2 separate regions of the Mus musculus genome follow, and region 1 is linked to region 2. The links are chromatin loops, found by intact Hi-C in ENCODE. Cell type or tissue: left cerebral cortex. All regions are shown on one strand. Links, peaks and the distances in the headings refer to the core of each region. The heading gives the core; the rest is flanking DNA.

Region 1 (2,933 bases), core at 260-2,759, 1.7 Mb after region 2:
AAATGCCACACTGCAGAAGAAAAGTACAGGGGAAATTCTCCGCATACTGTGCAGGGTTACTGTGGATACCCCAAGGGTGGGAGTCAGACCACATCCACTCATGGTGGTTCATTTAGAGAAGTTCTTAATATATTGCAACTGCGACATACACTAGTAATTTTCCAAACCTGGGATTTGGTTTAGAAATCAGCTCAAATCTGGTTGGCCCTTGTGTCTAGTCTAAGCTGAATCATTATTCCTGCATGTGGCTCAAACCGCATAATGGTATAAGAGGTGCAGGCATGAAAGGAACGTGTTAGAGGCACAGCTAGGAATCCGCAGCCAAGAGAGGCCCGATCCTGTCTATTTTCACACCCTGGCTGCTCATTGCATATGCAAAGAAGCAGCCTCAACTTTCTCAGGTCACACAGCATCAGCCTCGTGCCTCAAGCTCTTTTTCATTTTATTTGGATTGGTTCAAAGAAGAGGCTCCTTGCAAATCCTAATTCTCACCTCTGCAACGACAGGGCTAAATTAAAAGAAGAGCATTAGTCTGGTTTACTTTTCTTTCAGGGGTTTTCTAAGAAATGTTCCCTTCTATTTCTGCCCTCTGGTTCCTTTTTGTCTCCCTTAATAGTTGCCCACTGAAGGTCAAACACAGAAGACATGAAGCATAATGCGAACAGCGGGGATCCCAGAGACACACAGCCTGCATTCCGAAATCTACTTTGACTTTGAACTTGGCTTTGGAAAAGTTACAATTTGTTTTCAACCTGATCAGTAAAATCGAGGTCAGCTACATGAGAGGTGACTGGGGTGTGTCCGGTGTCCTGTCCATGCCCGCTAAGTGCTTGTCAGTCTCCATATGCCCTGCAGCCTACCTGAGGATTGAATGGGGTCCTTATGCTAGACCAAGTGGGAGCCTTTAGAAATCTTATAGACCCATTAGAAATCACCCTTACACTGCCCTGGAGAGTATCCGAGGGTTCTGTCCACAGGGGGTAAAAACGAGATCCTCCCTCATTAAGGCTATGCTATTAACTCGGAAGTTCTTGCACATTCGCTGAATGAACTTCCAAACAAAAAATAAAAAATTCTGTAGCTTAGAATCATAGTTTTCCTAAATGCTGAAATAATTTTATGCCATTTCCCCTACTAATTACCATCTCATTATTATTAGAAGAACGCTTTCCTTGAAATCAACACAATTTTTGCTCTAGTTCATTTTAGCCGCATGGCAGGAGGCCTCGGTGACTCCCATTCAGAGGAAGGTAGCGACACCTAGTGGTGTCTTACTCGAGATGCAATCCTTTCACTTCTACCTGGTTGGATGCCAGTATGAGGGTTGGCTCCTAGGAACTCAAAACATTAGTAAATACTTCGTTGCCTTGTGTTAGAGTCTTCCCGAATATATGCAGATAGTAAAATAAAATAAATCCTTGAGCATCTGAAGTTCTTGAGAACACTTGACCTCAATGAACCTGATCCAAAATCCTCTCTGCGATAAGCTCCCTGGGTCATCAGACAAAATGGATTTCCTATCCCCAGGAGTTTATGAGTTGTCACGGCAACCAAGAAGTTCTTTCTTTTGTTTTGAGGTGGTGTCTCATATATCCCAGGCTAGCCTCAAACTCATTATATAGCATGGAGGCCTTTTAACTTCTGCTCCTTCCGTACTCCCTTGCAACTTTGGATTACAACCTTGTTCACACGGTGCTAGGGAAGGAGCCCAGAGCCCTATGCATAAAATTATGTGTGTGTGTGTGTGTGTGTATTTAACTTTAAATGAACTTCCATTCTTTATGTAATAACTTCCTAATGAAGCCAACTATAACGTGGGAATTATTAATTGAACATCCTTCATTTCACAGGGACTTTCTGCCTACACCCTTGCATGATGAACTAACTAGTGGGTACTGCCATCATTTCTCTGCATCCTGAAAAAAAAAAGCTAACACGAGACACAGAAGAGGCCTAATAGCTCTTCATATTCTGAAAGCAGGACTTTGTGATAAGGAATTCTCAGTGGGAAGAGTCATGTGCATGTTCCCCGCACAAACACAGACCGCAAAGATGTGGATTATAAGTGAATCATTAATAAACATGTGTGCATACTCTTCTGTTGGTTGGATTGATCCCTTTCTCCTTAATCTCTCACTAAAATCACAGTTATGAGGTTGGAGGAATGGCTCAGTGGTTGAGAGCGCTGGCTACTTACTCCTTCTGAGGACCTGGGTTCAATTCTGAGCACCCACACGGTGACTCACAACTTTAGTTCTGGCAACTTTGGGTGCTGCATGCACAAGGTGCACAGACACACGTGAAGGCAAAACACCAGCACACATAGGGTAAAAACAAATAAATCTTTCAAAAATGCAAGATGATGATAGTGCAGTGGGTGATTTTGCATTGTGGAACTAAGATATCACCATCTTGCCTGATGAGAGACTGTCTTTGGAGCAGAGGAATTCTTTTTTAATGCTAGAACAGGAGAGCACAGTATGGTCTGTATCCATTTTTTAATACTAGGTCTTGTGTAGCATAGGTGTGCATTGACCTCGATATGTAGCTAAGAATAACAGTGGACTTCTGATCCTCCTGTCTACATATTGCACATGTTGGCATTGTGGACGTATATCGTCAAGTGGGATGCATGCTAGCTAGGCATGTTCTACCAATTAATCTCCATTTCCTAAGCCCAAGAACTCACTGCCTCCAGTGATTCTTTCTGAGGTGAGAGTGTCCTCATTGGATCTCACTGTTTACCCTTCGCCTAGGAATGTCCCCTGCCCTTTGTAGAGCCCCTTGCCAATACTGTTCTTACATTTATCTCTTCATTATTCACCAGAGATAAGCCCTTGCATCTGCATGAAATGTGGATGTACGTGGAAACCTGGAGGCTATGTGTCATAGAAAAAGACCTGACCCGGCTACATGCAATATACCTTATTTGT
Region 2 (2,933 bases), core at 306-2,805:
TTCAGAATAATTTTGTTCCTTTTTTTCTTTTTATTGATTTTCTAAATTATGACTGTTGATTCAAATTTTTAATTTGTGTAACATAAAACTATCGTAGTGCCTACATTTTTCACCAACTGAAAATATCAAATGAGTTCAATAGAATTTTTCAGATCACTTGTAAGAAAGGAATTTGACTACAGTGCCTTTTCTGGCTGAAATCAGATTGTGCTTGTCTGTGGATCAAAGGACTTTGCTGCATCAAACCTGTCTCTGGAAACACTGGAATAATTGGTAATAATAAAAAAGCTTGTTTGTGTGAACTTTGAAAACAAACTGAAACTTCAAATTGAGATAACGCTCTTACAAATTACAGCACTAAATGCAGATGTTAGTGAACAATGCATGCAAATGTGTATGTGTATACTTGGTGTATATTACTGTATATGTATGTATATTATATATGATATATACATAAACTGCATTGTATGCTATAGCCTTTAAACTACAAAGACACATGCACAACTACATTTACACTGATATGTAAGTATGCCTACATATGCATATTACAATGTATATTAAATATTTTACATAGTATGTGTATTAATGTGTTAGTTTGGATTACTATTACTAGACTATAATGAATACATATAGAGATATAATACTATATTAATAGCTGTTATTTTACTATATTCACTCTTTCAAGGTACACTATACTATATACTTACAGATATTGATAATGTATGAGCGTATGTATGTTTATGATGGATACATTTGTCTGTGCACACGGAGACCAGAATTCCATGTTGGGTGACATTGTCTCTCCCTTATACTTTGAGGCAAAGTCCTTAACAGACCCTATCTTACTGTTTGACTAGTGGAAGGCAAGTCACAGTCCTTCCTGACTGAGATTACAGGCACACAGCTGACGCTTTATGTGGGTTGTCAGGAACCATATTCAGCTCATTTCCCTGCACAATAAGCATGTAATCCACTGAGCCATTTTCCCAGCCCTTATATGCCTTTAAAGTTATATTTTATCTATCTATCTATCTGTCTGTCTATCTATCTGTCTGTCTGTCTGTCTATCTATCTATCTATCTGTCTGTCTGTCTGTCTGTCTGTCTACCTATCTATCTATCATCTGCGTATTATTTATTATATAAATATTATTTGTTTATATTTTATTACATATATATATATATATATACATATATATATATATATAAACGTGTGTGTTTGTGTGTGTGTGTGTGTAATCATGTATGTAGGCACATGTGCACTGCAGAAGTTGTTTCTTCTCTTCCATGGCACGGGTCCCAGGGATGGAGCTGAAGTCAGGCATGCAGACAGATGTCTCTACCTACTGAGTCAGCTTGACAGCTTTCTAATAGAATTTTCTAAACCCAAAAGAAAATGTATCCATTTCTGATTGTGTTATTAAGAATGAAGCCAAAAAAAAATGAAGCCCATGTTTTTATTCTGATTATATTACACTAATAAGACCAACATGAAAAATGTATATCTTAATTCTATGTTTCCAAGGATCCTTTGCTTTTCAGCTGAGCCTCAGATGTTCTAAGGATGAGGCTCACATGTTTGTAATTTCAAAATCAGTTCCCTCAGAAGTTTCGTGCAACAAAAGGCCAGGAATCATTGGTTCCTTACAGAAAATGGACAGAAGGGGGCAGCGGTGTCTGCTCAACATTGGTCATAGCTGCAGTGTTCCTTTCTTCTCTGAAATGGAGGTAGGCGATTGTGTGAACTTAGCCATGTACTATTCAAAGAAGATTTTTTTTTATTACTTCCTTTCTTGTTTCTCAAACATAATTTTTACCATAGTCTGTTGTCAAAATCAAAATCACTGAATATAATTCGGAGAAGCCAATAGTTCTAAGAACAGAAAAACCAAAAATGGGTTACTTAAATTTCCATCAGCAAATAGTGGACTTTCTGATATGACTGGTTTATTTGAATACATACATTTGGCTAAATACGTGGATAAAATATAATTCAGTGTGTACATTGATATAGTATATAAACTAGATTCTATAAACCAATTTTCTACACATTATATACATATATTATTTAAAAATATGGATTAATTTGAAACACTCTGAGTAGAGCCTATCCTATCCCTGAATTATACCTTTCATAAATGTCACTAGTGAACAGATAAAGTTCAGCATACAGTGTACCCCATACAGTGTACTCCAGTGGAGTACTACCCAAGAGGAATAAGTATTGTAATGGTCACAGGCTACCAGAAAGGAGAAGGATCATTCTCCCATTTTTGGGCACCTCCTGGGACATCAGGAGGAAGTTCATTGCAAACTAGCATTGTATCCTATTTTGCCACTATCTTTCTTTGCCAAACAATAAATGAACAAACAAATAAAATGCAAACAAACAAAAATGGTCTTAATTCAAGAAATGAAGATGTTTTCAACTCTCATCATATCCAAAAATTCATCTTGGATGCATGCAAGTGGCATCTTTTATGCCTTAAAATTTCCATCTTTGAGATTTTTTTCTTTTAAATTTCCTTTGTTTTATTTCCTCAAAATATTTTTCAGTTGTTTATATACACCATTCCAAAACATAGAAAGATGCACTTTCAGAGTGCCCAAAATACTCCATAATTACATCAGTTCTGTGTACTCTTCATAAGTGTTTGGAATGTTCTGGTACTTATATAGAAAGTATAAGCAAAACAGACTCAGTGAAGCTTTCCCTGTAACCACAAAAGATATTCTGGGAAAACAATGCCTGTAAAGTGGCATGTCCCCCATAAGTCCTGTGACATTAAGAGAAACTGAGTCAGGAATATAAACCCTAGAGGTATCTATTGTCTGGTATTCCAATATAGTATTTCATTTTCATTATGAGCAGAAGGCTAAGCTTTGCCTTCACGTGGTCCATTAATGGCTCACAAACCTTTTATACAATTATTA

Evidence for each region. A loop is a pair of places that touch in the nucleus more often than their neighbours do. Peaks named below come from ENCODE experiments on the same cell type or tissue, not always from the same donor. Only the 100,000 strongest peaks of a DNase experiment are listed, where the experiment ranks them.
Region 1: it touches region 2 in a loop (8-fold over the local background); 20 of 42 quality-filtered maps call a loop at or near these places.

What each region holds. Positions count from the first base shown.
Region 1 is chr13:6,470,581-6,473,513 of GRCm38, forward strand. No RefSeq gene overlaps it. Among named protein-coding and RNA genes, the nearest start is that of Pitrm1, 76 kb to the right of the region's middle. In left cerebral cortex, for the core only: a CTCF peak has its summit at 1,266 (motif pointing left); DNase peaks (open chromatin) are centred at 715, 816 and 1,273; H3K27ac peaks cover 1,181 bases.
Region 2 is chr13:4,775,378-4,778,310 of GRCm38, forward strand. No RefSeq gene overlaps it. Among named protein-coding and RNA genes, the nearest start is that of Gm40658, 51 kb to the left of the region's middle. In left cerebral cortex, for the core only: a CTCF peak has its summit at 1,660 (motif pointing right); a DNase peak (open chromatin) is centred at 1,661.